2 separate regions of the Homo sapiens genome follow, and region 2 is linked to region 1. Evidence: chromatin contacts called from ENCODE Hi-C or POLR2A ChIA-PET data. All regions are on one chromosome and are shown on one strand. Each heading gives the region's core, a stretch centred on a gene start or an enhancer-like site at or near the end of the contact. The rest is flanking DNA. Distances are from core to core; before and after follow the strand shown. Region 1 overlaps PPP1R12A (protein phosphatase 1 regulatory subunit 12A). Region 2 overlaps OTOGL (otogelin like).

Evidence for each region. Hi-C counts contacts between places; a loop is a spot of excess contacts on that map. ChIA-PET counts read pairs that join two places held with the same protein, here RNA polymerase II (POLR2A). Pooled maps may share reads with other maps.
Region 2: a loop to region 1 is called in a map of sigmoid colon, with 2.3 times the contacts of the local background. The contact joins two enhancer-like sites. A Hi-C loop is called at or near these places in 1 of 168 maps with a recorded cell type or tissue (sigmoid colon), 3 of 37 single-sample maps with no recorded cell type and 4 of 50 pooled maps. POLR2A ChIA-PET finds 5 or more read pairs at or near these places in 2 of 52 experiments (AG04449 and PC-9).

What each region holds. Positions count from the first base shown.
Region 1 is chr12:79,775,012-79,780,994 of GRCh38, reverse strand. It overlaps PPP1R12A (protein phosphatase 1 regulatory subunit 12A), which reads left to right. Exons shown (of 25, transcript NM_002480.3): 24 at 2,395-2,445; 25 at 4,980-5,983. The coding sequence ends at 5,066. PPP1R12A-AS2 (PPP1R12A antisense RNA 2) reads right to left here. Exons shown (of 7, transcript NR_187531.1): 6 at 2,550-2,644; 7 at 1,089-2,422. Among named protein-coding and RNA genes, the nearest start is that of PAWR, 87 kb to the right of the region's middle. Within about 2 kb of position 4,699, at least 2 of the 41 ENCODE cell types and tissues checked have a DNase peak (open chromatin) inside an H3K27ac peak, as active enhancers do.
Region 2 is chr12:80,267,115-80,273,354 of GRCh38, reverse strand. It overlaps OTOGL (otogelin like), which reads right to left. Exons shown (of 59, transcript NM_001378609.3): 22 at 6,028-6,102; 23 at 3,201-3,253; 24 at 1,545-1,707. Among named protein-coding and RNA genes, the nearest start is that of OTOGL, 170 kb to the right of the region's middle. Within about 2 kb of position 4,239, at least 2 of the 41 ENCODE cell types and tissues checked have a DNase peak (open chromatin) inside an H3K27ac peak, as active enhancers do.

The DNA.
Region 1 (5,983 bases), core at 3,450-5,949:
GATATAAAAACATTTTTCTTCCATTCTATTTTAAAATAACCAATTTGCCCTTTTCACCAAAAAAAAGAGAAATGGTTAAAAAAAAAGAATATAAAAATAGTGTTATAATGTCTGTCATTTGCTAGTTGTACCTTGCAATAGCTACCATTTTATTATGCTTTCTGCAAGTTTTAAAAATTAGTGTTCTGAGTCATGTTTTCAAAATGGACATAATAATTGCTAAAATATTGTTTTAATAAATTTAATATTATTATATCCTGTTAGAATATTTAACTGTTACTGAATTTTATCTCCAGGATAGGCAGAAATAATAAAATCAGTTCTCTGTTATACTAACGGTTGAGATGAAAGGCATGGATAACAAACTGTACTTAAAGTAGTATTTATTTTTCAAATACAATCACAATTTTAAATATTTAATTTTTCTTATGAAAGTAATATGTTTATTACAGAAACTTTAACAAAAGAAGACAATATTAAATTATCTGTAATCTGTCATGCAGAGATAGCTGATATTTTGATACTTTTTTTTTCTAACATACACATGATGCAGACACATTCATACTCTGACAAGCTCACCTAACCTCCTTTTTCTGCTTGTCAAATGCAGATAAATTACAAAGTAGCTAATCCACTCTCTATAATCATGGTATTAATAGTAACTGCTAACATTTATTCATCATTCTCTGTATATCAAGCAGGCACAAAATTAAACACTTTACATGCATTTTCTCTAAACCATATTTTTTTTCCTTGTGTTTTTTTTTTGTTTGTTTGTCTGTTTTTTTAAAGAGACAGAATATTGCTCTGTCACCCAGGCTGGAGTACAGTGGCACAGTCACCGATCACTGCATCCTCCAGTTCCTGGGTTCAAGCAATCCTCCTGCATCAGCCTCCAGAATAGCTGGCACTACAGGTGCATGTCTCCACACCCAACTATTTTTTTAATTTCTTTTTGGAGACAAGGTCTCACTTTGTTGCCAAGGCTGGTCTTGAACTCTTGGCTTTATGCATCCTTTCACCTAGGCCTCCCAAAGTGCTGGGATTACAGGCTTGAGCCATTGTGCCTGGCCAGTTATATTTTTTAATGTTAATATGTTTGTCAAACATAAGAAATTTCATATCATTTTACAGATGTCAATTTCATTGAGCTAATAGAATCAGGCAGTTGGGTGTAGTTTTCTTGTCTTACTTTACCACTAATTTAAAATCTTGAAGACACCTAATAAAATTGAGGCTCATAGGGAGATTACCTCTCAGAAGAAATATTCTATTTCTGATATTTTGCAAAGTGGTAAAGATCAAATATGACACTTTATGTGCTAGTATTTTGAGAAGTGTGATGATTTGTATGAATTTGTCATGACTGTATTATTTAGTAGAAGAAAGATCTATGTATTGAAAATAATGTTTCTGTCTATACAATAATGTTTAGGCATGCCGATGTTGGAATAACATGGTACTTAAAAGACGATCAGTAGGATTCTGTCTACTTTTTAAAATCACATACCCTAAAAACATTAACATTTACAGTAAATGTACTGCTTGACTAAATATCAGCATTATTTATTAATCTGGGAAAGAGTGTCTTGGAAATAGTTTCAGTGTGATTAAACTAAATTTAAATGGTTTGTATCTGAAAGGTGACCGGCAAGAGTCAGTATCTTCTGGGCGGTATGACCTAACCAGTTTTACAGCTCATCAATTACTGCTGCTTGCTTTTTGCATAACACCCCAGAATGCTTATCATTTAAGGGAGAATAAAACAGTACACTGCAATAATGTGTTGTGTGTTGGCTTTGCCTGTCACTCTTTGAAACAAGTTTAAAATAAACGCTGCAGTTGCTTTTCTATTACATTCACTGCATTAATGCTACACATAATGTCAACCTAAATACAAAGCTATAAAGTCAGTTGGATAAATAATGGCTAGTACACATTGTGAGTGGAGGAAATGAGCTTCTCTTACATTCCTCTGAAATTGCAAAGTACACATATTTTAGGCATGTTTGCTTCTTGCTTTTCTGCTTCTGTCACTGTAATATGATTGCATCTTTGTGTGAGTTTTGTTTTTCTTCTCTGTACAGTCTTCAGTCTTGAGTATTGATTCACTCTAAGTTTTACATGAACTCAAAAAGTAGTTTGAATATGTTATGTAGCATCTTCCCAGAAAGTCAAAGCTTTAAATTAAGAGCTTGTACTCTAAGGATAAAGATCTTCATATTTATTTTTGTCAAATTTTGGAAAGCTCTTTACATATCACTGGCATCACATCTTTTCTACACTGCTCCTGATTGGACCTTTAATTCTGAAGTATCACTATTTCACAGTATAGAAGAAGACTTAAGAATATAATAATTATATAACTAACATTGGTACCTTAAATCGATCTAGGAACGAAGAGCTCTAGAAAGAAGAATATCTGAAATGGAAGAAGAGCTCAAAGTAAGTAAACTATGTTACTTATGAGAGAGAGTGCTGTTTATGTATTAATGTTTAAAATACTATTATAGATATGGTTTACATTAATTGTTCTCAAAGCTGATTACCCAATTTGTGAACTGTCTATATCTGGTGCTTCTCTTTCTTCCTGAATCCAGGTTTTAGTGAGCCAGAAGAGGGTCTAAAACCCAAATCTTAACACCTATGAAAAGAAGGAGCAAAAATAAAATAAAAAATAAAACCCGAATTATTTTGATAATTAATTTGTGTAGCACTTTTGCTGTTCAGGTATAGAAAAAGTTAGACAATAATAATAAGATGTAGGATTTATTATTTATTCTTTATGTTTCTATATACTTTCATGTTTTTTGGCGAGTAAGTAGTGGAGGGGGTTACTATAAAATGTTCTCCTTTGAAAGTAAAGGACATTAGGGGAGTGAACAGGCAGAGCTGTATTTTATCAAACTCCATATTACCTATAGAAATAATTATGTTTTGAATGTCTTCACAAGTAGCATAGTTAATTGATTACCTCTTACCACACTGTCCTTCATAAAATCTTTATCACATTGTGAATTAATGAACCAGTGCATAGTAAGTATATTGTACCCACAGAATTAGAAGTTCAAGATTTAGATATTTCATTATTAAATTGTTTGGTTTGTTATTAGACCATTATTGAATGGCTTTGAAGATTGGAGACAAATCTTTTGTATTTTGTTTGCTTATGTATTACTTAGTTTGAAATAGAATTTTAGGAATACAGTGTTTACCTTTCTGAATCTCTTGTTCCTTTAAGACGTAATATTTTTAAAAAATTACCTGTGATTACATTCTTATTATACTCTTTTCCATTTTCTTATTTTTTATTCCTATTTCTTTATGTTCTGATTCCTGCAGAACCTGCACCAAATAAAGCAAATTCAATCTCTGAGGGAGTTAAATGAGCGACTGCTGACTGAGAATAGGGCCTTGACAAGAGTGGTAGCCAAGCGCTCAGGGTTCTATAGGCAACTGCAGTCTGTGAACCTATAATTTTTAGTTTCATCATTTCTTCTTGGTAGAGCCAGGCAGGTGTTTTTATATTAGTAGGCGTGTTTTGTAAGAGCTCACTTTTACAAATTAATGCCATTGTGTCTGGAGCATATCATATAACTAATTATGCATGGCTTCTTAGAATGTTAGAAATTGTCACTAATTGTATATTGCAATTGATGAGCTACATTAAAATTAGGGATGATTTTGGAATTTAAGTTAAAGACTTATCTGTACTTTTGTAAAGCTTTTGCACATTTTTTAGCTATACAGATATTTTAGGACTTAAAATATGACTATTATTTACAGTTCTTTACTAGAGAGAAAACCAACAGTATATAACATTTTACATATAATTAATATATTTTGAAGCTGAAGATTAAGCATGCATTATGTTTTTCAAAATAATGTCATTTGAAGTCAGAACCACATTAGTTTATATTTAAGTTTATATTACAAATATTCAAATGAATAAACTTAATATTACTATATTTTATATCTTAAAGATTCTGAACACAGATAAGAACATATTGGTTCCACGTAAAATTAAATCTTCTTAAAGATTTTGCTTTACCTAGTTTTGCAAATAGAAGTTTTACTTTTATCAAGTTAGATAAACTAATACATTTTGAAAACTGAGGAAAGAGGACTATTTTGGAAAGTATGGTTTAGGGACCAAAAATATGAGCTATTTCATTTCCTAGTGAAACTGGCAAAGAACATACAGTTTTAATCATCCTTAGTAGAGTATTCAGTTAACTTGTAATATTTTCACCCCTTCATCAATTTGTCTGTAAAACAACAGAAAATTGAGATGTGTTGTTTGAAGATATGAGGCTATTTGCTTCAAAATTGGTTATTTTTGTAATAGTTGGATCATAGATACAGACTTTCTACTTTAGCTTAAACATGATGCACTATTCTAATAATAGTAATTGCTTGTTACCATTTAATAAGCATCTATCTGGGATCGGACATTGTTTAGGCATTTTAAACTGAGCTACTGTAGGTGAATCGTTTAAGGAATTTTAATAATTTAGAACAAGTCTAATTTCCTCAATGTTTTCCTAGGTAGTTTGACTTTCTTGTGGAACAATATTAAGTATTATGATTTTAGGTCTGACATACATAAAAGCAAAAGTCTTTGGTTTAGGTGCTGACAGGAACCTCTTTTAAGAGCCTATCCTAACAAAAACAGGCTTGTCTTGGCTGCTGGAATGTGGTGTGCTTGTGAGTCATAAAATCAAGTGATTTAGTAAATTTCAATGGAAAATTTGGAGAGAATAAACCTTTCATTCCAGCATTTATGAAACTAATTAGCTTTACAAATCCAGGTGTGGTTTTTTTCCTTCTTCCTGATACATGTTTTAGATACTAGAAATATATATAACTGACAAAGCTTGATCATGTGTTTTGTGGTGAAAATATAACATTTATTAAGAATAATGTTTTATCTTTTAATATTGAAGGTAAAACTTGATCTTCAATTTTTCTCTTTATAGATGTTACCAGACCTAAAAGCAGACAACCAGAGGCTAAAGGATGAAAATGGGGCCTTGATCAGAGTTATAAGCAAACTTTCCAAATAAAAAAAAAAAAAGCAGCAAGTAATGGAATTGCACATATTAGTAACCCAGTGGACCATAATTGGCAGTCACTGGAAGTCTGGGAAGAATCCTTGGAGACTGTCATTTTCGGATATCCTGCCAAATGCCCTCTTATCTAGAATTTTTGTTTCATTTTGTTTAATTTTCTGGGGTGTTTTTGTTGTTGTTGGTTTGTTTTTTGTTTTTTTTTTTTAATCAAGACCATTGTTTCATGTTAATGCAGCTGCTGAGAAGATTTTTTTTTAATGACTGAGAAAACTTGTTTACAGCTCCAGCATATAAGGAAAGTGTTCAAGGCCAGATATGCCTCAGATATTTAACCAGTAAGCCTTAGTTGTACATAAATACTTTTGTGTCAACAAAAACTTTCAGCTCTCACAGAAGACAGTTACTCAACATTTTTTGATGTGCCACAGTTTCGAGTTTTTCGATATTTAAATTTTTTGGCTTTTCATCTAAGTTTGGGTTTGTATTTTTTCCTTCTAAACTCTTCATGTGGCAGAGTCTTCTATGTTTTCACAGCTTTTTCATTACAGAAAAGAACACTTGCTCTTCTGTGATTATTGTCATGTATTAGGCTAATGCTGTGTTGTCTCCCACCTGGAACTGAATTGCTTGGTGGAACATATGCTTTCACTGTTTGTGCAATATGCATTTATTTCTTATATGAATGCTTTAAAGTCATTTGAGGTTAGATCTTTTAATTCCTATTTTCTGCTTCATTGGTCACTTTTTTTTTATTGTAGTATAAGATGTTAGATTCTGTAATCTTCACATTCATTTTAGCAGGTACTGAGTGATGCTGTATATACAAATAAGTGTATTGTTTTGATTTTTAGACCACCACATGGCATGCTTGACTATTTCTTATTTCAAATGTCTGCTAATGCAGAGTAGGC
Region 2 (6,240 bases), core at 2,990-5,489, 490 kb before region 1:
TTAGGAGCCACATGAAACAAGTCACACTGGACTATTTTGCCAAAATGAGCCAGACAAGGTCACATAGAAGACAGGGCAAATCACATTACCATAAACAATATTGTAGGAGAAGGCTATCTTAATAAAATATTTCCAAATCTGTCAGAGGCCTCTAAGTCAATTCCACCCACATTTATTTCAATACAGTCAGAGAAGGTAGGAGGAAATCTCCTTAACGTTTTGTAATGAGATTTAGCCAGTAAATAAATCACTGTCCAACTAAATATCAAAGGTGACAGTAAATATATTTTAAAAGATAATAGCTCAAGCACAGCATATAAAACAAAATTAGGATATGGCTTTAATTAGCCATGCATTCCTAAGAGTCACAATCAAATCAAATAAATCAAGCAATGTTGTGGGTTTTAATTATTCTATTTCCCTTCTCCTTTTTACTAAAATGTCTTTCTTGCTTATCTGCTCTATGGCCTTATTTCTACCTGTCTTTATTTTCCCAGCCACAGGCACTTGTTCTTTTGTGACCTTCTTGTCTCTGCCTCCTATGTCCTTTCTTTCTAAAGAGATTAATGCCAGTTCCAAGTTACTTGGCTCTTCAACCTATTCCAGATGGGGGCCATTTAGACAAATGCGATTCTCCTGGGAAACAAACCACAAGACCTCGCTCTTCTTTGCCCCTGGTTTATATGAGCTGATCCCAGGAATCCCTTTGTGTGAACATGTTCATTGAGGAAGAATGGGTGACCTGTTTGCCTTAGATGGCACTCCCTCTGCACAGCCTCTATTTCATTACCAGAAGAGGGAGGGCCAGGGAGGCCAGATTATATGTGTGCCTGTGAGGAAGCCAATAGCCACAAGATTCTGTGTTTGTCTTTCACGTGCACTAGGCATTTCTGCAATGGAAGAATATTTATGAAGATAGGAGTAGAATATATGCTGCCACAAAATAGTGGCTCATATTTTTAAATACACACACACACACACACACACACACACACACACACACACACACACATCACAATGCCTAATTGAGGCTTAAAAAGAACTTGCAGAAAAATCACTCCACTAACAGTGTCAGGGCTGGGATTTGAGCAGTGGTGTGTCTGATGCCAGAGCTCCCACTCTTACCCACTGCCCTTTGTAGCCTCAATACACTATTTTCTTTAAGATAAAACAGTTGGCATCACTATTACAACTTCACATCAATACCAGTAACTGCACAACAGAATATTTAAAAATGCACTTGAAGAGTGTTTTGAATGAAGAGTGATTAATTGTGTCACTTTCTCAAAATTGCAGTTTCATCAGGGGAGAAATTCCAGCTTCATCCAGAAATGAGTTTTCTCCTCAATTCAGTGTATTACATTAATAATATTTCACAATGTCACATGAGCCAAGCAAAACAATCACAATAGTCTTCTAGCTACCAACCCAGTTAACCACTAGTCAGAACAACAATTCTGGCTATTTCTATAAAGAATGTTTTCAGGAGATATTGTGCTTTCAGGCAAATCCTGAATGTTCTGTATTATGAAGAAGAGGCTTACCCTGGAGCACAAACACAGCCACTTATACAGGGTGAGGATGGGGTGCAGGTGAAGTTCATGGCTAGGTTTGCACATGTAGTCTCACAATTAACACCACCAGCTGGTAATTCAGGGTCAGGAAACCTGCAGTCGAAATACTCTTTTCCCTCTGGGCAGATGTGAACTTCAGATATAAGCACAGACAAAATGTCCTTAACTTTTTGTCATGGCATGGGAGATATGAACACCAAAATTCATAAAATAGGTTTATTCTAAACCTATTTTGAGTTTGAGAATGTTAGCTGCCTTCCATAAGACAGTAACTAACTAGAATATAATTTTCTGAAGTCAAAAAACAAGATATTTTTATTAATTCATACATATATTATCAATTTTTCAGCATATGTTATCAATTTTTAAGCATAATGTAAAAGCATTGTGGCTTTTACAAAGCTACAATGAACACACGATTATTCTAAATCTTGCTTCACCTCAAGTCATTGTTTATATCAGTTCTCACTATACCACAGAAGTGCAGAAGTAGACATAACTATAGTCAGGACAGGGGCTCCATATTCTTCCAGAAAGCTTTTGGGCTCTTAGAGATCAAATAAATTGCCTCAAGTGGGGCCAAAGGGATAAAATCCCGTGGGTTCCTCTGTGAGAAGGCTAGCCACCTGGGCTTCCCTTCATTGAATCAAATGGGGGCGAGTCACCCTGAAAGAAATGGGGCAGAGTCAGGATGGCCCTGTAGCTACCGAATGTGTGTGGTCCATAAACATGTCTTGTAAAGAAGCCCTAGGCTTGTCTGAATCCTTGTAAAGTAAATTCAGGGCATGTAATTCAAAGCTCTTTAATAATAATATATACCAGGCCATTCAAATACATAACAAAGCAATAATAGCTTACAATTACTTTTATTAGCCTACACTCTTCCTGCCCATTAAAATCTATGAAAGCAAGTATTGTTTATTATGTGCCTAGAATTTGCCCATAGTAACTGAGAATTTGAGGCTCTTTATATGATGAAAATAAATAATATATATGGTCCTAATACATAAGATCTTAGGAAAGGTATTTAAAATGACATTCTGAAGGGATAACAGTGGATGTCATTTTACATGCATTGTTAAATTTATTGCTACTAGTCCCAGAGCCATGCTACTCATAATGCAGCCCAGGAACCAGAAGTATTAATGTTATCTTGGTCACTGATAGAAATGTAGAATTTCAGGTATCACCCCTGACCTAATGAATCAGAATCTGCATTTTAACAAGATCCCCATATGTGCACACTAAAATCTGAGAAGTGAAGGTCTAAAATAGATTTTCCCAATTTCTGTCCCACAAATGGGTTACAACACTTGCCTAGATACATATCCCTAAAGTCCTTGGGATGCCTGAGGTGGTCCTGTGGTAGGCAGCATCTAGGCAGCATCCCTGGGTTGACCTGCTCCGCCCCTGAGCTGACTTATATGTTCAACCCAGACTGTCCTAAAAATATTATAATTTTCAATGTGGAAAAAGTTAAGAAGCACTGGAACACCATGTTGAAGAACATTCCCAAGGCTATAGCCATGCACATTGGGAAGAAGAGGTGATTGATGACTTCTGCCAGGAGTGGAGGTGGTATCAGAGCTGAACCCTCATTCAGGAAAACATCTTTTAAGATCTTACCAGCAGAGGGCGTTGCTAATTCATCACATTTCACAGTCCCATTTGAACACTGGCTAGAAGTAAATAAATAGTTAATTTATGGAACCAAATCTGTTGTTTTTTTTTTTTTCCCTGAATTTCGACAACAATCTAACGTACAAGAATTGATTGAGTACATTATACAAATGTTATTTTTCCCACAGAAGTTTTTACAAGCTGTTGGGTTAGGTCCAATTTCAGGAACGCTATTTCAACACAACACTTTTTATCAAACACCTATAAGTGTGGAGCATTGGGATAGGCATGGGAGACATGAACATCAAAATTCATAGTTCTTACCATAATTTGTCTCACAGAAGGGGAAGACACACAAATAAATAATGTATGCAGTGTGACACATGCAACATAGAAATATGTTAAGAGATAGAAGTAAAACAAAGAAAAAATGTTTTTAAAATCTGTTGGCAACCAACATCAGGGAATCAAAGGAAGTAAAGTCTGAACAGTTTTGAAGAGTGGATGGAGGTTATGGCACACCTAAGGTAGGAAGGCTATAACACTCAGTGGAAACACATAAACCATGAAGAAGTAAAGCAGCATTCTACATAGCAAAGTGCAATGCAGGAAGGGACAGGCTGTGAGAATGCCAAAAGAGGCAGAGGCTAGCTCCTAGAAGATGCTAAGATTTTACCCCTGAGGTGAGCCATTGAAGACCTAAGCAGAAAAGTGATATGGTTGCTTTGAATCATTTTGGCAGCAGCATTGAAGATAGGGTGGAGTCACAGCTTCCTTGCAACTTACATTCTAAAGTCAGAGTATAAGGCAAGAGCCACATATAGGAAAAATTAGCCTTGAAAATCCCTGAAGAAGATAACATGATGGAAAACAACACATTAGTTCTCAATAACTCCAATACAGTTTTTCTTTCAGCTTTGGACCAGATCATATGTTCTATATTTAAGCCCAGATGAAGAAGCTGAATCACATATACAGTCCACATCACATAAAAAATATGCAATGCATAGTTGAACACTAGAATAACACTCAGAGGTGTGATTCACCACTGAGTGAGTCACTTCTGATTGAATTTGCTCACACTTTGAATAGCACAGAGGAACTGAGACAGACAGGTCTCAGATCACATATCCAGGTCTTCCATATCATACTTATTCTGGGACAAAGGCTTTTAAAAAGGAATGGCTAACAAAGTCACTATATTAAGTGAATTTTGATTTTTTTTCATTGAGGAGGGATGGTTACTTTTTTTTTTTTTTGCTAAGTTTACATACATTAATCATGTTAAATCCAAAAAGACAGGACACCTCGGCAGAATGAAAGAGGGGAAAAACTAGAGGCAAGAACACCAGAGAGGAAGGTCCAGGGAAGAGAAAATGAGACACACTGATTGCTAAAGCAGTGATGATGGAAAGGAAGAAATGGCTTTTGACTACGCGTAGAAAGTAAAATCAAGTAAAATCCAAAGTTGCTGGGTATTTACTGATTAGGTGTTTTGAGCAAGAGGAAAGAGTCGAAAATGATTCCTGGAGCTCTGGCTTGGGAAACTGTGTGAATAATAGTACTGCGTACCACAGAAAGATCCAAGAGCTAGTTGCCACTGTGTCTTGATGTGGATAGGAAAAAAGGTGGAGATAAAGACAAAGGTAAATTGAGCATAATCAATATTCTGCTGTGAATACAAAAATCAGCTGCAGAGCAAAGTAGGCAGGAGACAAGCACTGCCGAGCCAGGTTGCCTGGGACTAACTCCCAGCTTTAGTATCAGGTTCCTTAGCCACCTGTATCCCATTTTCCTCACCTGTAAATCAGGATAAAACAACATTGCCTATCTCTTAGGGTTATGGTGATGAGTAAGTATTTTAATAATAGATATTAAACACTTAGAATGGTGCCAGCACAAAACAAGGTACACAGTAATGGTTAGAAATGATTATTATTGTTATTATCTACTGTCTATTATTATCTGTTGGTACCTATGGGGCAACTAAAAAGGGGAGGTTAGGAATTATATGTAAGTATGGACTGCTGCATGGACGTGCCTAGATTTTCAACAGAAAATTTATAACCAGAATGAGTGTTATCCTATGATTAAGTGTTATCTTTCTAGTATTGATGGGCCTGGGGAGGAGGCACACTTACTACTGTGCAGGACATTTTTCAAATCTATTTTGAAATTGCTTTTTTTTTTGAGCCTATTCAGTAATACTGTTGTATTTAAACACGTACTTCACCCCTAACTTCTATCTAATAACAAAAAATGATCAAAGGACTTTCATTTCACTGTGAGGTACTTAAATTCATAACTCCTTTCTGCAGTTATGAGTACAAAACTTGGTTATTTCACTTTGAAATGTCATATATGCATGTATTATGTATATATGTGTTTGTACATATATATACAATCACATGATTATAATATATTTAAAGATTACATTGTTATCTTTATTTTTTAATTACAGAAGTCATATTTCAACTTACAGTTTGGGTTAAAAAAACCAAACACTGCATGTTCTCACTCATAAGTGGGAATTGAACAATGAGAACACTTGGACACAGGAAGGGGAACATCATACACCGGGGCCTGTTGTGGGGTGGGGGGAGGGGGGAGGGATAGCATTAGGAGATATACTCAATGTAATGTAAATGACGAGTTAATGGGTGCAGCACACCAACATGGCACACATGTATACATACGTAACAAACCTGCACGTTGTACACATATACCCTAGAACTTAAAGTATAATAAAAAAATATATATATATATATAAAAGAAAGAATTATATTAGAACATACATCATTTGTCAAACACAATCCCCATCATTGAAACCTACCATAAGCCCGAGGGTGTGGGGATGAGCTCTCCAGGTTGATAAACACTGCCCCTATAATGACAACGGCAGTGGAATCTATACGAAGAAAAAGTAAAGTAAATAGGATACAATTTTTTTCAAAAACCACTAAAATTCAAGCTGACCTTGTGCTCTCCATTGGTCATTGTAAGGTACACTCTAAGGTCTGCATTATTCTACAAGACTGCATGCAAT